Regions from separate parts of the Homo sapiens genome. Here region 2 is linked to region 1. A link is an interaction called in ENCODE POLR2A ChIA-PET data of the cell type or tissue named here. Cell type or tissue: A673. All regions are shown on one strand. Links, peaks and the distances in the headings refer to the core of each region. The heading gives the core; the rest is flanking DNA.

The links. Peaks named below come from ENCODE experiments on the same cell type or tissue, not always from the same donor. Only the 100,000 strongest peaks of a DNase experiment are listed, where the experiment ranks them.
Region 2: POLR2A ChIA-PET joins it to region 1 with 6 read pairs; 2 of 35 experiments call an interaction of 5 or more read pairs at or near these places.

The regions. Positions count from the first base shown.
Region 1 is chr18:57,906,770-57,918,775 of GRCh38, forward strand. No RefSeq gene overlaps it. Among named protein-coding and RNA genes, the nearest start is that of LINC01897, 49 kb to the right of the region's middle. In A673, for the core only: no CTCF peak of the experiment used is centred there; no DNase peak of the experiment used is centred there.
Region 2 is chr18:57,635,300-57,646,359 of GRCh38, forward strand. It overlaps ATP8B1-AS1 (ATP8B1 antisense RNA 1), which reads left to right. Exons shown (of 3, transcript NR_164148.1): 2 at 6,260-6,753. Among named protein-coding and RNA genes, the nearest start is that of ATP8B1-AS1, 10 kb to the left of the region's middle. RefSeq lists enhancers at 8,197-8,708, 8,709-9,219. In A673, for the core only: no CTCF peak of the experiment used is centred there; no DNase peak of the experiment used is centred there; H3K27ac peaks cover 1,189 bases.

The DNA.
Region 1 (12,006 bases), core at 4,644-8,643:
CCTTGTACATAAACTAGGACATCCCTGTGTAGAGGTTCCCATGGACATCCCCGAGGGGCAGTGTCAGTTTGGGTCAGTCTACTTCTTAAGAAGCAGACACTAAGATGGAATTAGACACGCAAGAGATTGATTGACTGGGGGACACATCTGTGAAAGGTAAAGAGAACGCCTTCAGAGTACAGCTCAGACCTGATACCTGTGGGAGGAGTGAGGGGAGGAAGGAGGCCTGGGGAGGAGCAATCTCAGGGAAGCCCAGCAGATGGAGATCTTCAAGGCAAAGGAGCATTCACTCTGCTCAGTGATGGACTGGGAGCAGCTTGAGGAGTGCAGTGGGGGTGCTGGGGGCTCCCTGTGAGGGCTGAAACAGATCAGAATATGCAGAACGCAGTGCACCAGTTTCTCTCTATGCGGCAGGTTGCCTTGAAGGGAGATCAGAGCAGCGTACTTTGTAGCTGCACAGTATTCCCTCTTGGGGACATCTCTTTCCTCCCATTGCCTCCTTCTCCCTCTCCCCACACTGTGTAGCTCCTTAGTCTCTTCTCCTTCAGGCCTCAGCATCCCCTCTCCCTGGTCTGTCCGACTCTCCCCCACCTCAGTCTCCATTTGTGTCATGAAAAATCTATGGGCCCCATCCAGGTGCACAAAAGTCACAGCCAGGCTCTCTCCTGCCCACTCTGCTGTGGAGGTGGAGGGGAGAGCCCTGAGCCCTGAGGATGGAGGCATGGAGAAAAGAAATTAGGATGGTCTTGACTCAAAGTGACAGCTCACTTTTCTTTTCTCTTTCTGATTTTCCTTTGTCAGCCTTGGACATCTGAAAATAAACTGGTCCTCTGGCACCATGAGGGTTAATCTCTGCCATTAACTTCCCCTGGCCTGCAAGAGATGTCCTTCCTGCAGGCACAACAGTGGGACAACATGTTGCTAATAGAGAGTCAGTAACCTGAATTGCATTACAAAACAGCTCCGGTAAATTAGCCTTGGGAAGTGCCCTGCCCACTTGCTGGGTATATTTTTGCTTGTATGTAGCAGGCAGAAGAGGGAAGGGCTGTCCAGCTCCCAAGCAACTCCCGAAACTCTGTCTTCCATTCGGAAGGCTGGACTTTGCATCACTCAACTTTGTTTCTTTTCACACATTCCCGATTCTAACCCTAAATAGATTTAATACAAAATAAACCCCACCCCAGATTAAAATAGTATATTATTTGTGCTTTATATGAGTCTCAGAAATTACTTTCAATAATCTCTGTATAAAGTTTTAAAACCCTAAACTAGAGTTAAACTTGTGGAAAAGAAAGGAAGAAGTGAATGGTTAACACCAATTCACAGTAGGTATTTTACTTTGTAATAATACTGCTGAATTTCTTTCTTTACAAAAAAAAGCATGCATTTATAATCCTTGATGATCACAACAACCCCTTGATAATAAAATTAAGTTTATGACATGCATTACTGAAAACTTTAAAATGAGGCATCTAGAGCCCAGAGTGATTAAGCAACTTACTCAAGGTCACACAGGAAGTGATTAGGAAAGCTGGAACAACTCTTTGGCCTTTTGGATCAGACCTCTATGCTGAAAAAGAATCCTGAGTTTCAAGTCTGGAAGATGAGGAAGGAAGCCGTGATGTTTGGAGACAGAGTGTGCCTTCTATAGCTCAAGATAAAATTCTGTTATAGGAAGAAGCTCAGATTTCTTAAATACCAAGATTTGATCCCAAGTCAATGACCAATAAAAGCTTATTATCTGCAACCATGTCAGACTCTGGCCCAAGAGTTTAATCTTTCTAATCACATATTCTATACATTATTCGAGAAAGAAAGGTCCGGAAAAGCATCCCTAAAGACTCAAATATTCCAAGGAGCAAAAAATATAGATAAGACAAAGCTCCAAAGACTCCTAACAGTGGAAATAGCTGTCAGATGTTATAGAGAAGGGAGCTGATGGGTTCCCACATGCTATTAACAAACCATGAAGAAGTCCCTTAGCCTTTGGACCTGGAGTTCTCAACCCTGGCTGCACATTAGAATCACCTGGGAAGCTTCTGAAACTCCCAATACCCAAGACATACCCAGGACCATTTATATCAGAATCTTCCAGCGATGGAAGCCTGGTGTTGGGAAGTCTTTAAGGCTCCCCAGCTGACTCCAATGTGTAGCCAAGGTTAAGAACCATGGCTCTAGGACCTAACACATAAGTTGAATGAATAGACGGATGAATGAATATCAGCAACAGAATTGAAAAAAGAAGAAACAATTAAGAAACTAAATTTGATGTTATTTACTCAGATGGAAGACCCTGAGGTCCTCACTCAAAATGCGTATGCTGTTCACGCAGAAGCAGTTCTATGAAGTTTGGATGTCAAGATTCTCAGCTCACAACAGGGATGAGAAGAGAAGATGGTTCTCTGTGGAGCAGAGTCACCAACAATAGCAGGAAGGACAAATGTGACAGCCTGAAAGACAAGTAAGAAATGCAAATCCTACTTCTATGGTTGAATGTGTCCCCCTAAATTCATGTGTTGGCAACTGAATCCCCAATGCTAGTTTTGAGAGGTGGGTGGTGTTAATCACCTTTAAGAGGTGATTAGGTCATGAGGCTCTGCCCTTATAAATGGATTAATGTCGTTAGGGTGGGAGAGGGTTAGTTATCGCAAGAGTGGGTTCCTGATAAAAAAGGATGAATTTGGCATCCTTCCCCTTTCTCTTTCTCACATGTACTCTATTGTCCTTCCACCTTCCACCATGGGATGACCAGTAAGGCCCTCACTAGATTGTAGCCACCTTGACCTGGGACTTCCCAGCCTCCAGAATGTAAGAGATAAATCTTTGTTCTTTATAAATTACCGAGTCTTTGGTATTCTATTATAACAACACAGACTAAGACACCTATAAAGCAGGAGACAGAACTCAGCGAAGAGTTGTCTGGGGCCCTTTAATACCAGGGTAAACTGACCTGCCCAGCCCAGTTTCCCTGGAGGCGTCATTGTATTAGCAGAACAGTGCAGTTAATTGGTGTTCGGGTGCCTGAGTCACCCAGCGGAGGCGAAGTTCTGTTCTCTCTACACTGTGTAAGAACTCACAGGAGGATGGGCAGAGCACTCGACTTCCTCAGCACTGGCTATCACAGACTGCCCTTACTAGAACTGCGTCTGTTTTTGAAAGCCTGGGTGGGTTTAATAGTTGGTAAAAGCAGCATGTTAAAGTTGGCAGCAGAAACTGCCTCCTAAGAGAATCACTTCCTAAGAGGGGAATATGAAATTTCTCATTGAGGCAGGCTGTCCCCTTCTGTCCCTTTGTCAGGGAAAGCCTCTCTCTGGGGGAAAGCAAAGGTGGAGCTGGGGTGCATAGACCTCTGTGGAGAGAAAACCTGAATTTGGCAAAGTGGTCCTCTTACAGATTTCTTAGTCTGAGGAGTTAAGCTTTTTCTTGGTTTTGCAAATTCAGTGTCTCTTTTGGCAGACATTTGTTATTAGAAGAGATCTGTACTTTCTCAGCAGGGAGTGACATTGCTCTGTGTCCTTAAGATATTGCCTGTTCTAGGGAGTTGGGTATGTTCTCCAACAAGCTGGAGACCTAGATCTGTATTTCCGTGGGAACAGGAGGCCTCTGCAGACTTGAACTTGACCTCACACTAAAGGAAAGCCTGTGCGAAGGAAGAGGACAATCTTAGAGGCAGTCATTTAAGTCTGAGTGCCCCAGAACACAGGGATGTTGGGTGGCTACTTTCTGGTGCCATTTCATTTGTCCCACTCAAGGCCATAATGCAAGCTTGGGGAGGAGGAACTCCCCTGAGAAAAGAGACCATCCCTGCTGATAATCCTACTAACCTGATTCTAGGTCAGTAAATGAAAACTTGAAAGGTGAATTTCAGACTGGAGAAGGCAGCGGGGAAAGGGACTCAAGTCCGTTTTTCTCGGACCAATGGCAGTGTATGGTAATGTGGGGCTAGCCCTGACATCGGGAAGACAGTTAAGAGCCAAACATGGTGAGGAACTCTGGGGCTGGGTCAAGGCTGGGTCAAGGCTGGAAGCTCAGAGCCACATCTATTTGGAAGTATCAGCTGTTCTTTGGGTTGTATTTTCTTTTTTCTGTCCCCTGAACAATATATCAAGGAAGTTTGGCTGCAAGTAACTGCCTGGTCCCTGAGATGCTTTGGGGAGAATGGGGAAGGCAGGTCTGGAAGGGAGCACAAAAGATGGCAAGAGAGTTGCTATGAGCAGGGGTCACCAGCAGAGGGCAGAGGGCAGAGGTGCCCAACGGAGCAGAGAGTGCTCAATGGCCATGGGCGGCAAAGGGTGCAGTGGGGTCGCAGTCAAAATGCAGGCTGAGGGGGACCTGGGCATGTGGGCAACGGCATCATGGCGCTCACAGAACTCTTTAGAGGATACACTGAAGGGCACCAATCCCTGACAATTAGCAAGTCAGGATCGAAGCCAACATAATTCGAGTATTTCATGGAAACAATATCTAACTACAAACAGCTGGGTCTTCAACAGGTGGGAAACACTGGGAATTGAAGACTTGTGTTCAGAAATTCTATCTACCAGCTCCCAGCCATGGGACTTCAGGCAGTTCCCCTGCGCCACCCAGTCTCGGTGCCTCATACGACAAACAGGTGCCTGACATTTACCCTACAGACCTCTTGAGGTTGTTGTTTTAAGTAGCAAAGGCAATAAAGCTCACGTATATTTTGTAAATGGTAAAATACTTTGCAGACTTAACACACTATTTTATCTTGGAAAGTTTTTCCAACTGAAATGATGAACCAGGTTAAACATTTTTTGACTTTTACCTGTGATCCTAACAGGCACTCTGGGGGATTCTATCTGGCAAGTGTGGGAAACACAGCTGGCATCTCTCCTGGTCCACTGGCCTCCCATGGGGGGAAGGACAGTCCCTAGGAAGCAGCCCATGGATATAGGGAGGAGGTGTGGGGTGGCACACTCATCTCTGACTTACAGGAAAAACAGAAACTTTCTCTAAAGCAAATAAAATGCAGAAAATGCAGCTCAGCATATAACCAAGATAACCAAGCAGAGAAAAATATTTAAGTCACAAATTGGCAGTTTAAGGAGTATCAGCATTCTGAGGGAAAATTCAGGAGACAGCTGATGAATCCACAAGTTCTTACTCAATTAACTTTAATTGGCTAGTATCTGATAGGCAGCTGTTTTAGGCAGGGCATGATGGAAGTTATAATGTTAAACAGAAATAGATGTCAGCTTTGCCCTTAGGGAACCATATATATATATATTTGTTTTTGTTTTTGTTTTTGTTTTAAGAGACTGGTCTTGCTCCGTCATCCAGGCTGGAGTGCAATGGCATCATTATAGCTCACTGCAGCCTCGAACTTGTGGGCTCAAGCACACTGCAGCCTCGAACTTGTGGGCTCAAGCAATCTTCCTACCTCAGCCTCCCAAGTAGCTGTGACTACAGGTGTGTACCATCACCCCCAATTAATTTTTAAAATTTTTGTAGAGACAGAGTCTTGCTATGTTGCCCAGATTGGTCTCGAACTCCTGGCCTCAAATGATCCTCCTGCCTCAGCCTCCCAAAGCACTGGGATTACAGGAGGAGCTGCAATTTTTGAGAGAGAAAAATTGACATGTGCAAGAGCAGCAACAGGCCAAACATGAGCCATGAGATCCTACACCTATACCATCCAATATGGGAGCAGGCCATGAGCCACATATGGGCAGTGAACTCTAGAAATTCAGGCCACTTTGAGAGGTGCTGCACATGTAAAATACACTCCAGAGTCCAAAAGCTTGGTACAAAAAAAGAGAATGTAAAATGTCTCATTAATCAATTTCACACTGATTACATGTTGGAGTGATATTTTTAGTATATTGGGTTAGATAAAAAATATTAGTAAGTTTTTTTTAAAAAATGCTTTTCATTAAACATCAGTTATCTGATACATTTATTTATGTGGGATCCTCCTACCCAAATAAGCTTTAATTAGATGTTGTTGTGCTCCTGTTAAATTCAATTCTGTGGAGTTTAGCACCACTGCCAAGAGCCTCCTTCTTAGCACGTCTCTTCTTCCTCTTTAGCGGCAGTTCTCAAAATGTAGTTAGAAGGCAGAGACTCTGTTTTCACCTGAATTTAATCTAAATCTGATTCCAATCAAGATCCAGATAAAATGCTTGTTACTTATCTCAGCAGCTAGTTTCCCAGATTCAGGGAGTAACATAAAACACCTGCCTAGCAATAGCAGAATTCTAATGTTTTGAATGCCTTGGGCCAGGGACACTTTTGTCACTATTCAGTTTCAGCCATCAATGAAAACTCCTTCTTCTTAGCTACCTGGTATGGACGGTTGACTAACTGGTTGAAAAACAGTCAACAGTCTGGTTAGCGTCTTTGAAGCTTCCTGAGGATGTGTACCACTCAGTCATACCTTCACCGTGCTTACAAGAGCATCTGTTGTGTATGTAGTGGCTGCCCCACAAGTAGTTGTATTGATAAATTCTAAATGTTGCTATTCTTTTTTTTTTTTTTTAAAGAGTCTCCTTTTTTTTTTTTTTTTTTTTTTTTTTTTTTTTTTTTTTGAGATGGAGTCTTGCTCTGTCGCCCAGGCTGGAGTGCAGTGGCGTGATCTTGGCTCACTGCAAGCTCCGCCTCCTGGGTTCACGCCATTCTCCTGGCTCAACCTCCCAAGTAGCTGGGACTACAGGCGCCCGCCACCAAGCCCGGCTAATTTTTTGTATTTTTAGTAGAGACGGGGTTTCACCGTGTTAGCCAGGATGGTCTCGATCTCCTGACCTCGTGATCGCCCGCCTCAGCCTCCCAAAGTGCTGGGATTACAGGCGTGAGCCACCGCGCCCGGCCTAAACGTTGCTATTCTTTAGAAAGGCTAAAGTCCAGCCCCTGAAAGAAGCCTGGAGGCTAATGTTTTCTCTTTCAAATGGTTAGTGATGAAAACTGAACCCTTTGGAGATTCTGATTTTATTCTGCTTATAAAAGCTAAACTTGAACTTCACTGGATAGGGTGGATTGTATGCAGGTCCTGATAAAATCCCTACACAATTTCCCTCCCTTCTAGGCTGACCTGCCGTGCCTGCAGCCCACAAGCCACCCCCTTCTTTTCCCACGCATGGCCCAAAGCTACGAGCTCTCAGAGTTTTTCCTTCTTGCAGCACGAGATGACACAAAGATAGGTTCTGGCAGTTGCAGGTACGTTCACCTCAGCAATTCTAGAAAATGCCTTGTAATTACTAAGCAGAAAGCACACAATCTGAGGGGGCTGGAGAACTAAGTCTTCACATAACAAAATCTGCTTCTATATGGCATTTTATATCTTCCAGTGTGATGGGGAAATGGGAACGCTTTGAACAGCTGACCAGATGAATTTTAAACAAGAATTGGTAAAAATTGGACTATTAGAGATTTTGAGCATTTTCTTGTGGATTTATTGGCCATTTGTGCATCTTTGTGAAGTGTCTGTTGAGGTTTTTTTCTGCCATTTTAAATTGGGTTGTTTGTCTTTTTATTGTTGGCATGTATGCATTCTTTAAAAATTGAGATGTAATTAAAGCCTAAAAGCATTCTTTATATATTTTAGATACAAGTCATTTGCGAAATATATGTGTTCCAAGCATTTTTTTCCCAGCCAGTGGTTTGTCATCTCTTTTCATGAGCTGAAATTTTACATTTTGATAAAATCCAATTTTTTTTATGGTTAGTGCTTTTTGTGTTCTGTCCAAGGACTCTGCCCACCCCAAGGTCATGAAGTTATTATGCTTTATTTGAGTAATTTTGTGGCTGTGGTTATTACATTTAGGTGTATGATCTATTTTGAATTAACTTTGATAAATGGAGTGAGATAGGGATTGGAGCTCATTTTTTTCCACACATATATCCAGTTGTTCCAGCAATATTGTTAAAAAGACTTTCCTTTCCCCATTGAATTAGCACCAACAACTGGAAATAATCCAAATGTCCAGATATAGGTAAATGGATAAACACATTTTAGTCTATTCAGTGGAATAATGGAATAATAAAATACATTCCATCATTGGATTCTAATTCCAGTAATAGAATACATTCATGGAACAATGAAATATATTCAGCAAATTTTTTTAAAAAGCAAACTATAAATACATGCAACAAGCTGAATGAATCTCAAAGACATTATTTGAATGAAAGGAGCTAAAAGCAAAAGAGTTCTTACTGTATGCTTCTACATACATGAAATTCTAAAACAGACACAACTGATTCTATAGTAACAGAAAGAAAATCAGCAGTTTCCCGGTTGAGGGTAGGGATGGAAACTTTTCTGGCACGATGAAAATGTTCTATATCTTGTTTTGAGTGTTGGTTACATGGACATTTACAATTGTCAAAGTTTATTTGTCTGAAACATCTAAGGGCTACACGTTTCACTGTGTGTTAATTACACCTCCATTTAAAATATATTAAAGAAAAAAAAGGATTAGAATGTGAACCTTCCTGGACTGTACCTTACAATAAATAGCGAAATTCCTCTCTCTCCGCAGATGCCTTGCTGTTGGAGGCTGGGAAAGGAAGATGAAATGTGCAGAGCCCTTGACTTCTCCCTTTTCTTAAGACTGTGGGATAAATTTTTCAAAACATTGGCTAGGAGACTTGCATTCAAAACCAGCTGAGTAAATAATGGGGCTTTGGTGAGTTGTTTTTTCCCTTCTGTGTTTGGAAATTTGAGCCTGGTGTATCTTTTTCAAGCACATCTCATTTAGAGGATAATTTACATTTGCACAAAATCATGGCTACAGCCCATCTGCTCAACGATTATGTAAGATCCAACACTCATTAGAGTGTGACATGCATTGATCTTAGTGAGCATATGAACTTGTGTGCTTGGGATTCAAGTTCTTCTAAAATAACTTCCAGCACCAACCAGCTACCATAGCCTGTTGTTTCTGACATTTTCCTTGGAACATGACAGTTAATATCCATTTGAAAGAAACTAAATTATTGGGGGGCTTTAAATTCCTAATGGCTATAGCAGATTTTCTGGTAGAGTTAAGCAAGATTGAGTTGGCAGTTGTGAAAGGGCGGAGGCTAGAAGGAGAGCTGTTTGTTTTTTGTACCTGATGGTTTTATCACCAAAGAGTATTTGTAATAATGAAACAGCTGGAGCAGTAACATGATTCATATTAATATATGCATGTAAATGGGTTAGGAATGGAATTAACATAATTTCTGTGCTCTGGTTTTCCCTTAGAAGTGGAGACTACTGGTTTATTTACAGTCTGCAATGAGCACAGCCAGGCAGTTCTGCTGCTGGACAGATGGCAGGGAAGGCCAGGCCATGTGCTGTGGATCAGGGGGTGAATGTGAACATGACGGTGGATGGCACAGCTCTGCAAAGGGGCTGGCCAGAAGCAGAGAGCAGATGAAAACAAAGGTTCCTTTTGTCTCCCAGAGTTCTTAGCCCTTCCCATTTAGTCCCTTTGTCCTAGTTCCTCCTGCCAGGGCTTTGCAGAGAAGGGGAGTGGGGAGATACAGGGAGAGGCCAGGACCAGGGGTTCCAAGGCAGAACCTCGTGGGAGGAAGTGACCAGAGGAGGGGCTGCAGTCACTAGACTCAGGGCACTGGCAGGAAGCAGGAACTGTGACCAGGTGAGAAGGTGGGCTCAGAGACACTGGAGAGGAAGGACAGGTCGAGGAAATGGTCCACAGGCCAGTCAGCCTCTCAAAGCTGAGGGAGGCAGGCAGTGAGAGGGCCCAGGAAACACCCTGCTATCAGGACAGAAATCTGGCCGGGGGACAGGAAGTTGAGTGTGACGCACCAGGAGACTTTGAAGCCTGTGATACCAAGAGGAAATCCTAGGCCATTTAGCAAAGAACAGAATTTGGCCCCACGACACAGAGGCCCTTGGGAGGAAAGTGAATGCCTAAATAGAAAACAGGCCTGGGGAGGCCACTATAGGGTGGTCTTCTGTATTTTTTCCCTCTCCGTTTTCCATTATAATTCATCTCCTTCCAAGGCCAGGTTCACTCCCACGATAAGAGAGGCAAAGCCCCTGGTCAGAAGGGAAGAAGCCTCCATCCCCAGCCCATGTCTGTCTGTCTCATTTGTGTGTGTGTGTGTCTTGGGGGGAAGTGAATGGAGAAAGATACCGGAAGTATTACAGTGATGGTTGTCCCCCATGTGGGAACATGGAGTAAGAGGGAAAGTCATTTGAGGAACTGCCCAGCTGTTCTCCACCATGGCTGCACCATTTACATTCCCACTAGCAATGTATAAGAGTTACAATTTATCCCCATCCTCACCAATACTTTTTATTTTCTGTCTTTTTCATCTTAGCTATCCTCATGAGTGTAAAATTGTGAGTTTAATTTATATTTTTCTAATGACTAATGATGCTGAGCATCTTTTCATGTGCTTACAGGCTATTTATATATCTTCTTAGAAGAAATGTCTGTTTAAATCCCTTGCTCATTTTTAAATTGTTTTTTAAAAATTGTTAAATTGTAAGAATTCCATGTATATTCTGGATACAAATTCCTAGTCAGTAGACAATGTGCAAATATTTTCTTCCATTCTGTGGGGTGTCCTTTCACTTTCTTGGTAGTGTTCTTTGAAGCACACACATTTTTAATTTTGAAGGAGTCCAACTTAACTATTTTTCTTTGGTTGCTTGTGCTTTAGGCATCACATCTAAGAAACCATTGGCTACTCCAAGGTCATGAAGATTTATGCTCATGTTTTCTTCTAAGTGTTTTATAGTTTTATCTTTTACATACAGGTCTATGATCCATTTTGTGTTAATTTTTGTATACAGCGTGAGATGGAGTTGAAAATTCATTCTTTAGCATGTGGTTATGCAGTTGTCCTAGCACCATTTGTTGCAAAGACTCTTCTTTCTCCATTGAATTGTCTTTGTGACCTTGTCAAAAATTAATTAACCATAAATATAAAGATTTGTTTCTGGACTCTCAATCCTATTCCATTGATCTATATATCTATCCTTAGGCCAGTATCTTCCAGAGGCAAAAGATCATCAGGGTGGCTTTTAGCAGTGGGAATCCCAGAAGAGCCCACAAGGCACCCAATAGACACAGTCGTTTCAGAGAGTGCAAAGCCAGCTCACATGGTACCAGTGAAGGACCCTACAGGTGCTAGAGGATTTCTGGATGCACCATGAAAAGGGGACAGGACCCTTAGAGGGGAATAGAGTAGACTTTTTTCTTTACTCCCCATTACCAACAAGGTGGGGGCAAGCCTTTGCACTCAGCAGTAACTTGAGCACATGAGTTTTGCCCTAGACATTCTAAAGTGTTGTTTAGTGACATAGAGGATATGTATAGGACTTGATTACAGTTTTGCTTTGACTCTGGCCATAAGTACTTTTCTGGCTACATCTTACTCTTGCACTTGTCCTGCCTTGTCTTCCCAGCAGATCTCAGACTCTCTATGCCTGCCTCTCCCTGGCTCCATGTTGCACTGGGGTCCACAGTTCAGCTCAGCCAGGGTGTGTGATGGCCAACTCTCCTCATGCCTCCAGCCCTCCCTTGACCATCTCCACTCTGATATTCCCAGAGGCACTGGTTTCCTGGGGCTGCTGTTAGAAATTACCACAAACTTAGTGCCTTAAAACAACACAAATTTATTCTCTCACAGTTCTGGAAGTCAGAGTTTGAAATTAGTTTTATTGGATGAAAGTCAAAGTGTTGGTAGGGCTGGTTCCTTCTGGAAGCTCTAAGGGAGAATCTATTTCCTTGCCTTTTTTACTTCTAGATGCCACCTACATCCCTTGGCTCAGGTCCCCTTCCTCCATATTCAAAGCGGCCATGAAGCATCTTGCTTCTATAGTTGTATGTCTTCTGTCTTATATGGTCAAATCTCCCTCTGCCCTCCTCTTGTAAGGACACTTATGATTACATTTAAGACTTGGATAATCCAGGATGATGTCTTGATCTCCAGCTCAACTTAATCACACCTGCAAAGTCCCTTTGCTATATAAGGTAACACTCACAGCTTCTGGGGACTAGGACAACAGGGCATTAGTCAGCTTTCCAC
Region 2 (11,060 bases), core at 3,477-7,476, 270 kb before region 1:
TGTTGTTTTTATTAAACTCTTCAATGAACACAAAGTTTTTATGTTGTTCACACAAAATTTAAATAAGGAAGCTGAAGGTAGGTGGGAACCCCCAAATGGATGGTAATAGAAAACCTCCTATAGCATTTCCATAGACTGGTTTATTCATTATGCAGCTTGGCTCAGCAGAACCATTTTATAATGAAACTGCAAGATGACTCCCAGTGGGCAAATCAACCTCTATTCTAAAGGTTGATTCTTGTCAACTGGGAGAATTGATTCCTGATGAGAAATGCTAGACTAAAAAACCCTCCCACATTCACTTCACAAGCCAGATCCAATATCTTTAATCCTCTTATGGAAAAGAAACAAGGAGACATTTCAGGGCTTACAACAGCCTTCCAGAATAATTGCAACAGTCTCACAGCATCAGGGGCCAAAGGAATATTGACATCTTTCCAACTGGAAATCCTAAACCGGTTATCTGGAGTGAGACAATCTATGTCTTAAACTTGGCCAGAGCACCTTGGATTTTTTTTTTTTTTTTTTTTTTTTTTTTTTTTTTGACGGAGTCTTGCTCTGTCCCCCAGGCTGGAGGGCAGTGATGTGATTTTGGCTCACTGCAACCTCCGCCTCCTGGGTTCAAGCGATTCTCCTGCCTCAGCCTCCCCGTAGCTGGGACTACAGGCATGCGCCACCATGCCTGGGTAATATTTTTGTACTTTTAGTAGAGACAGGGTTTCACCATGTTGATCAGGCTGGTCTCCAACTCCTGACCTCAAATGATCCACCCACCTCAGCCTCTCAGCGTGCTGGGATTACAGGCGTGAGCCACCGCGCCAGGCCAGCACCTTGGATTTTAACCACCATCCTAGATCAGGAAGTTTAAATTTCTCTCCATGTTAAAATTTTCCTTTCTCATATTGTTAATACATTACTATTTGATTAATACAAATTACTATTTGTTAATACAAATACATGCTATTTGATTCAGGTTTTGAAGCAAAATTCCTGATAATTTTAAAACTATGAGAGTTATTTCTTTCTATGCATCTTATTGCTGAGGTCATCTTAGCTGATCATTAATTGGACAATATAGTGGTAAATCCATACTGGTCTTTGACTCTGAAAACATTCTTTCAAATTCCATTGGTGCTTTCCACTGTTTTGACACGACTTTAAGATGTTATCCAGACTCTTCTGAGCGCAAAGAATATGTGTCTGCATATAAATGGCCTAACAAAACACACCACTCTGTCTATAGCCATGAACAGGAAGTCCCCATCTCTGGGCACTGCCAGTCACCCAAGAGGACAATGTGAAGAGCTGGGGTTGCTGCTCTAGGGAGAAGCTTGTGGGCTTGGGCGAGTTTCAGTTTGGGAGTCTTTGTGACTTAAGCAGGAAAAATATTAACTCAGATTACTCCCTTTGGCCTAAAAATCATTTCTATTTTTTATTGTTTAATTTTTGAAATAGAAAATGTATTCATATGGTTCAATATTTTTAAAGTATGAAAAGATAATTCAATATTTAAAAGTCTCACTCCTCATAACAACTGTAGTCTCTTTTTTTTTTTTTTTGAGACGGAGCCTCACTGTGTCACCCAGGCTGGAGTGCAGTGGCGTGATCTCGGCTCACTGCAACCTCTGCCTCCCGGGTTCAAGTGATTCTCTGCCTCAGCCTCCCGAGTAGCTGGGATTGCAGGCATCTGCCACCACGTCCGGCTAATTTTTATATTTTTAGTAGAGACGGGGTTTCACCATGTTGGCCAGGCTGGTCTCGAACTCCTGACCTCGTGATCCACCCGCCTCAGCCTCCCAAAGTACTGGGATTACAGGCGTGAGCCACCGCGCCTGCCCTACTAGTCTCTTTTATATCTAGAGATTCTTGTTGAAAATATGACTATATTCCTCTAAATCTACCTCCTTTATTCCTTCCCTTAAAACGGCCTTTTTTTTTTTTTTTAGGCATAAATAATATACAACAGCCTGGGCACTGTGGCTCATGCCTGTAATCCCAGCACTTTGGAAGGCTGAGGTGGGCAGATCGCCTAAGGTCAGGAGTTCAAGACCAGCCTGGCCAACACGGTAAAACCCCATCTCTACTGAAAATACGAAAATTAGCTGGGCATGGTGGCGCATGCCTGTAATCCTAGCTACTCAGGAGGCTGAGGCAGGAGAATCTCTTGAACCTGGGAGGCAGAGGTTGCAGTGAGCCAAGATTGTGCCCCTGCACTCCAGCCTGGGCAACAGAGACCGCATCTCAAAAGGAAAAAAATATATATGACAAAGTGTACACATTTAAAATGTGCAATTTGATATGTTTTAACATATGTGTATACCTGTGAAACCATCACCACAATTGGGGTTAGGGAAAAAATCCATCACCCCAAAAAGTTTTCTTTTTTTTTTTTGAGACAGAGTCTTGCTCTGTTGCCCAGGCTGGAGTGCAGTGGCCTGATCTTGGCTCACTGCAAGCTCCGCTTCCCAGGTTCATGCCATTCTCCTGCCTCAGCCTCCCGATTAGCTAGGACTACAGGCACCCACCACCATGCTCGGCTAATTTTTTGTATTTTTAGTAGAGACGGGGTTTCATCGTGTTAGCCAGATGGTCTCGATCTCCTGACCTCGTGATCCACCGGCCTCAGCCTCCCAAAGTGCTAGGATTACAGGCGTGAGCCACCGCGCCTGGCCTACCAAAAAGTTTTCTCATGTATTTCCCTAGTGACTAATGATGTTGAGCATCTTCTCATGTGCATTTTTGCTTTACCTGTATCTTCTCTGTTGAAGTATCTGTTCAGATCTTTTGTGAGGACAAGGTACGGGGTTCCAGGTAGGGATCCAAGTTCATTTTTTCGCATGTGGATATCAAATGTCCCGGCACCATTTATTGAGATGGCCATCCTTTCTCTACCTCATCGCTTTTGTAACCTTGTTCAATATCAGTTGTCCATTGATGTATGGATTTATTTATGGACTCTATTAGGTTCCATTGATCTATCTGCCCTCTTTAAGCCAATACTATGCTGTTTTGATTGCTATAGCTTTATAACAATTTTCTCTTTTTTGGCCCTAATTTCACATTTATTTTATTTTTAAAATTTTGACTTTTATTATAGACTAAAGGGTATATGTGCAGCTTTGTTGCATGGGTAAATCGCATGACTCTGAGGCTTGAGGTCCCAGCGATCCTGTCCCCCAGGCAGTCAGCATAGTACTTAACTAGTCGTTCTTCAGCCCATGCTGGTAACAACTTTCAAAATCAAGTAGTGTTCTTCCTCCAACTTTGTTTTTCTTCTGCAGAGTTATTTTGGCTATTTTAGGTCCTTTGCATTTCCAGATGAATTTTAGAATCAGCTTATCAATTTTTACCAAAAAAAGAATCTCATGGGATTTCAATTGGAATTGCATTGACTCTACACATCAATTTAATTGCCTCCTCTTGTTTCTTTTTTATATGAAAGGTTGTCCCCATACACACAGTTCTGCACCTGGCTCTTCACACTCCACAATGAATGGAGATCTTTCATTCTTCTCCCTTAGCTCCCATTATAGTTTCATTGTATCCTTTTGTTGGGATGGAACTTATTTCATTTAACTGTAGTGAAACTGATGGATTGCTAGCTTACTGCTGATATTTTGCTATTACAAACAGTGCTGCAGTATAATCACTGTACGTGTCATTTCCCTTGTGGGCAAATATATCTGCAGGATGAATTTGAGAAGTGTGATTGCCAGGTCAAAGGGAATATACATTTAACATTTTACTGGCAAGGGCCAGGTGCGGTGGCTCACGCCTGTAATCCCAGCATTTTGGGAGGCTGAGGCGAGCGGATCACAAGGTCAGGAGATTGAGACCATCCTGGCTAACACGGTGAAACCCCATCTCTACTAAAAAAATATACAAAAAATTAGCCGAGTGTGGTGGCACCCGCCTGTAGTCCCAGCTACTCGGGAGGCTGAGGCAGGAGAATAGCTTGAACCTGGGGGGCAGAGGTTGCAGTGAGCTGAGACTGCGCCACTGCACTCCAGCCTAGGTGACAGAGCTAAACTCCATCTCAAAAAAAAAAAATTAATGGTTATGGCTAAATCCTTTCCTAGAGTTTCATAATTTATATACTTTTCATTAATACATTAGAAGGCTTGTTTTGCCATAGCCTTAACAGTGCATTACCAAACTTTCTTGTTTTTGCCAAATTAATAGGTGAAGATGGCCTATCAAAATCATTTTGATTTTCACTTCTTTATTTCAGGTAAGTTTAAACATTGTTTCATGTGTTGAAGAGCCATTTGTATTTCTTTCTTTTTTTTTTTTTTTTTTTTGAGATGGAGTCTCGCTCTGTTGCCTGGGCTGGAGTGTAGTGGCGCAATCTCAGCTCACTGCAAGCTCCGCCTTCCGGGTTCACGCGATTCTCCTGCCTCAGCCTCCCGAGTAGCTGGGACTACAGGCACCCGCCACCACACCTTGACAGGGTTTCACCGTGTTAGCCAGGATGGTCTCGATTTCCTGACCTCGTGATCCGCCTGCCTCAGCCTCCCAAAGTGCTGGGATTACAGGCGTGAGCCACCGCGCCCAGCTGTATTTCTTTTTTTGAGACAGAGTCTGGCTCTGTTTCCCAGGCTGGAGTGCAGTGGTGCAATCTCAAATCACTGCAACCTCCGCCTCCTAGGTTCAAGTGATTCTCCTGCCTCAGCCTCCCTCGTAGCTGGCACTATAGTTATACACCCAGCTAATTTTTGTATTTTTAATGGAGACAGGGTTTCACCATGTTGGCCTGGCTGGTCTCAAACTCCTGGCCTCAAGTGATACGCCCACCCTGGCCTTCCAAAGTGCTGGGATTACAGGGATGAGCCACCGCACCCCGCCCCATTGTATTTCCTTTTTTCTGACTTTTTGTTTTCACAACCTTGGCTGCTATGGTCTGAAGGTTTGTGCCCCCTTAAAATTCATATGCTGAAATCCTAACCTCCAAGGTGATACTAGGAGGTGGAGACATTCAGAGGTGATTAAATCAGGAGGGATTATGTCTTTATAAAATAGTCCTGAAGGAGCTTGTTGGCCCCTTCCACCACGTAAAGACACAGTCAGAAGGCACCATTTGTGAACCAGAAAGCATTTCCTCAGTAGGCACCAAATCTGTCAGCCCCTTGACCTAAGAGTTCCTAGCTTCTGCCAGAACTGTGAGAAAAAATTTCTGTTGCTTATATAAACCACGCAGTTTGTGGTATTTTGTCATAGCAGCCTGAACTAAGACTCGCACACTTTTTCTCCATTTTGCCATCTTTGCTTATACCTTTTTTCTTTTTCTTTTTTTTTTTTTTGCCATAATGGAGGTTTTAAAAATATTTATGCATTTGAAATTACTAGCCTTTCCTTTGAGGCTTTAGATTTTTAGTCTTAATTAGAAAGTCTTTCCCCACTCCAGTATTTGAATTTCCTCGTGATTTTCTTCAAATACTTTGATGAGTTTTTTTTTCTTTTACATTGAAATCTCTTCATTATTTGGAGCCTATTCTACTACAGTGCATGATATCTAATTTGTTTCCCTGTTGTCTCAACACCAGTCCATCTTTCCCCCCACCCACCTTTGATGCCACTTTATATAGTAAATGTTCACGTGTTTGAGGCTATTTCTGGATTTTTCTGTTCTGTTCCATGGAATGTCTGTGTAATCATGCATCAGAACCACACTACTGAAACTGTTTTTCAAATTATAATATGGCGTAATATCTGGTAGGAGTGGTCTCACCTCATTGCTTAGTTTTCTGACATTAATTTTTCCATATGAACTTTAGAATCAGCCCATTACAGGAAACTGTTTGCATTTTTATGAGGATTATATGCCATTTTTAAGTTATTGTAGGAAGAATCAACCCTTTCTAGTGTGATTTTTTTTTCTTTTTTTCTTTGAGACAGAGTCTCACTTTGTCACCCAGGCTGGAGTGCAGTGATGCAATCTCAGTTTACCACAACCTCTGCCTCCTGGATTCAAATGATTCTCCTGCCTCAGCCTCCCGAGTAGCTGGGATGACAGGTGCATGCCACCACGCATGGCTAATTTTTGTATTTTTAGTAGAGATGGGGTTTCACCATGTTGGCCAGTCTAGTCTCCAACTCCTGACCTCCGGTGATCCGCCTGCCTCAGCCTCCCATAGTGCTGGGATTACAGGATTACACGGTGGTGCCCGGCCTCAGTTTTGACGACTTTCCCTGATGACTAATGATGTTGAGCATCTGTTCATATGCTTATTGACCATTTATATCTTTTTTTTTTTTTTAGATGGAGTTTCTCTCTTATTTTCCAGGCTGCAGTACAGTGGCGTGATCTCGGCTCACTGCAACCTCCACCTCCCAGGTTCAAGCGATTCTCCTGTCTTAGCCTCACGAGTAGCCGGGATTACAGGCACATGCCCCCATTCCCAGCTAATTTTTGTATTTTTAGTAGTGACGGGGTTTCATCATATTGGTCAGGCTGGTCTCAAACTCCTGACCTCAGGTGATCCGCCTCGGCCTCCCAAAGTGTTGGGATTACAGGCGTGAGCCACCCACTGTATCTCTTGTTCGGAGGAATATCTAATCAAGAAAATCATTTTTACTGTTTTTATTTTTTGGTTTGTTCGTTTTTTTCCTGTGAGATGGAGTTTCACTCTTGTTGCCCATCCTGGTGTACAATGGCGCGATCTCGGCTCACTTCAACCTCCGCCTCCCAGTGCGTCCGGAATTGGTGGGTTCTTGGTCTCACTGACTTCAAGAATGAAGCTGCGCACCCTCACGGTGAGTGTTACAGTTCTTAAAGGCGGCGTGTCCGGAGTTTGTTCCTTCTGATGTTCAGATGCGTTCGGAGTTTCTTCCTTCTGGTGGGTTCATGGTCTCGCTGGCTTCAGGAGTGAAGCTGCAGACCTTCGTGGTGAGTGTTACAGCTGTTAAGGTGGCGCGTCTGGAGTTGTTCGTTCCTTCCGGTGGGTTCGTGGTCTCGCTAGCTTCAGGAGTGAAGCTTCAGACCTTCACGGTGAGTGTTACAGCCGTTAAGGTGGCGCGTGTGGAGTTGTTCGTTCCTTCCGGTGGGTTCGTGGTCTCGCTAGCTTCAGGAGTGAAGCTTCAGACCTTCACGGTGAGTGTTACAGCCGTTAAGGTGGCGCGTGTGGAGTTGTTCGTTCCTTCCGGTGGGTTCGTGGTCTCGCTAGCTTCAGGAGTGAAGCTTCAGACCTTCACGGTGAGTGTTACAGCCGTTAAGGTGGCGCGTGTGGAGTTGTTCGTTCCTTCCGGTGGGTTCGTGGTCTCGCTAGCTTCAGGAGTGAAGCTTCAGACCTTCACGGTGAGTGTTACAGCCGTTAAGGTGGCGCGTCTGCAGTTGTTCGTTCCTTCCGGTGGGTTCGTGGTCTCGCTAGCTTCAGGAGTGAAGCTTCAGACCTTCACGGTGAGTGTTACAGCCGTGAAGGTGGCGCGTGTGGAGTTGTTCGTTCCTTCTGGTGGGTTCGTGGTCTCGCTAGCTTCAGGAGTGAAGCTTCAGACCTTCACGGTGAGTGTTACAGCCGTTAACGTGGCGCGTCTGGAGTTGTTCGTTCCTTCTGGTGGGTTTGTGGTCTCGCTAGCTTCAGGAGTGAAGCTTCAGACCTTCACGGTGAGTGTTACAGCTCATAGAGGCAGTGTGGACCCAAAGAGTGAGCAGTGACAAGATTTATTGCAAAGATGAAAGAACAAAGCTCCCACAGTGTGGAAGGGGACCCCAGTGGATTGCCTCCGCTGGCTCGGGCAGCCTGCTTTTATTCTCTTATCTGGCCCCACCCACATCCTGCTGATTGGTCCATTTTACAGAGAGCTGATTGGTCCATTTTACAGAGAGCTGATTGGTCTGTTTTGACAGGGTGCTGATTGGTGCGTTTACAATCCCTGAGCTAGACACAAAAGTTCTCCACATCCCCACTAGATTAGCTAGATACAGAGCGTCTACACAAAGGTTCTCCAAGTCCCCACCAGAGTAGCTAGATATAGAGTGTCGATTGGTGCATTCACAAACCCTGAGCTAGACACAGGGTGCTGATTGGTGTGTTTACAAACCTTAAGCTAGATACAGGGTGCCGATTGGTGTATTTACAATCCGTTAGCTAGACATAAAGGTTCTCCAAGTCCCCACCAGAGTAGCCAGATAGAGTGTGGATTGGTGCATTCACAAACCCTGAGCTAGACACAGGGTGCTGATTGGTGTGTTTACAAACCTTGAGCTAGATACAGAGCGCTGATTGGTGTATTTACAATCCCTTAGCTAGACATAAAGGTTCTCCAAGTCCCCACTAGACTCAGGAGCCCAGCTGGCTTCACCCAGTGGATCCTGCACCAGGGCCGCAGGTGGAGCTGCCTGCCAGTCCCGCACCCTGCACCTGCACTCCTCAGCCCTTGGGTGGTCGATGGGACTGGGCGCTGTGGAGCAGGGGGTGGTGCTGGTCAGGGAGGCTTGGGCCTCGCAGGAGCCCACCGTGTGGGGGAGGCTCAGGCATGGCAGGCTGCAGGTCCCGAGCCCTGCCCCGCGGGGAGGCAGCTAAGGCCCAGGGAGAAGTCAAGCATAGCAGCTGCTGGCCCAGGTGCTAAGCCCCTCACTGCCCGGGCTGGCGGGGCCCACTGGCTGCTGGAGCGTGGGGCCCGCGGACACCCACGCCTACCCAGAACTCACGCTGGCCCGCAAGCACCGCGTGCAGCCCGGGTTCCCGACCACGCCTCTCCCTCCACACCTTCCCGCAAGCTGAGGGAGCCGGCTCCGGCCTTGGCCAGCCCAGAAAGGGGCTCCCACAGTGCAGCGGTGGGCTGAAGGGCTCCTCAAGCACCGCCAGAGTAGGCGCCAAGGCCGAGGAGGCGCCGAGAGCGATCGAGGGCTGTGAGGGCTGCCAGCACGCTGTCACCTCTCACCGGGTTCAAGCGATTCTCCTGCCTCAGCCTCCCCAGTAGCTGGAATTACAGACGTGCGCCACCACACTCCGCTAATTTTTATTTTTAGTAGAGACGGATTTCTCCATGTTGGTCAGGCTGGTCTTGAACTCCCGGCCTCAGGTGATCTGCCCGCCTGGGCCTCCCAAAGTGCTGGGATTACAGGTATGAGCCACTGCACCCAGCCTTTACTGTATTTTTTAGCAGAAAGAAAATGATTGCATTACAGTGGTTATTTTTAAGGGCCCCAACCTCCACTTTGTCCTGAGATCTACGTTGTGTTGTTTTCAGTGTTTTAACAGGCCTTTTTATTTTTATAAATGCCCCAGAAGTTGTAGCGCAGCCCTAACTTTCTAGCAGGACTTTTAGAAGCTGACAATTTTCCTAAGTTTCATTCACATCACATGAAGGCAGCAATTGTTAAAATATATTTAGATTCCATTAGGGTACATTTTGCTATCACATTGAAGTCTCTCAAGAATCATTTTATTCCCATCAGATGTTGTTACTGAGCAGTTTCTAGTGCTGAACATGACTAAGAACCTTTAGGTGGTGCTCTTTGATTAAAAACATTTATCCCTCAAACAACTTAAATACAGTAGTATATTGCAGGAAAAAGTGACCTTTATTTTTTTAGGGATGATCTCCCAGGTCTGCTCAATTTTTCTGCCATTTCTATTGCAGAGGCTAATAATTTGCCCATCTCCTCCCAGCCCAAGCACCCCAAGACTGATACTTTTCTATCACCTGCTGCTAATTTTGCCTCCCAAAGAGTCTCCCATCTCGACGCAGAGAGAACCTTCTTAGTGGGGTCACAGCTTCCCTTGCGTCCAAGAGCTGTCTGTCCCACAGCCTGGTCAGACTCCCACAGCCTCGTCAGACTCCCACAGCCTCAAACCCCAGGTTTGCCACTCACTTCCTCACTCACTCCTCTTTGCTCATTTTTCTGCCAACGATTCGTCATGTATTTCTAGGACTATCTGCTCACTTCTCACCCCTTACTTTTTTTGTTTTGTTTTTTGAGACGGAGTCTCGCTGTCACCCAGGCTGGAGTGCAGTGTCACAATCTCAGCCCGCTGCAACCTCCACCTCCCAGGTTCAAGTGATTCTCCTGCCTCAGCTTCCCAAGTAGCTAGGATTACAGGTGTGCACCACCATGCCTGGCTGCTTTTTTTTATTCTTAGTAGAGATGGGGTTTCACCATGTTGGCCATGCTGGTCTCGAACTCCTAACCTCAGGTGACCCACCACCTTGGCCTCCCAAAGTGCTGGGATTACAGGTACAAGCCACCGTGCCCAGCCCCAGTCCTTACTTTTGGTTGAGGGTTACCTTTCCTTTCATTCTGGCTAAAGAGTTGAGGTCAGTTGGAAAAACCCAGACTCAATCTTCCTTTTTTTTTTTTTTTTTTTTGGAGAGAGTCTCACTCCATTGCCCAGGCTGGAGAACAGTAGCACAATCATGGCTCACTGCAACCTCTGCTTCCTGGGTTCCAGCAATTCTCCTGCCTCAGCTGCCAGAGTAGCTGGGATTACAGGTGTGCACCACCTCACCCGGCTAATTTTTGTATTTTTAGTAGAGACGGGGTTTCGCCATGTTGGCCAGACTGGTCTCAAACTCCTGGCCTCAAGTGACCCGCCCACCTCAGCCTCCTAAAGTGCTGGGATTATAGGCATGAGCCACCATGCCTGGCTGATCTCCCTAACTCTAAATCTTTACCCCTCTGTCTCTAAAGTCTGGCCACCTTTTTAATTCTTTTAGAGACAGAGTCTTGCTCTCACCCAGGCTTCAGTACAGTGGCATAATCGTAGCTCACTGCAGCCTCAAACTCCTGGGCTCAAGTGATCCTCCCACCTAAGCCTCCCAAGCAGCAGGGACTACAGGCACATGCCACTACACTGAGATGTTTTTTTTTGAAAAGACAGAGTCTTGCTATGTTGCCCAGGCTGGTCTCAAACTCCTGGCCTCAAGTGATTCTCCTGCCTCAGCCTTCCAAAGTACTGGGATTACAGGCGTGAGCCACAGTGCCCGGTCCTGATCACCTTTTCTCCATCACCTTTTCCCTAACACTTAGTTTCCCTTTCTCCATCACTTCTTCCCTAACACTTAGTTTCCCTGTCCCCGACTTTCTCACTACTAAAGGACCCCTACATTCCTCTAGAAAC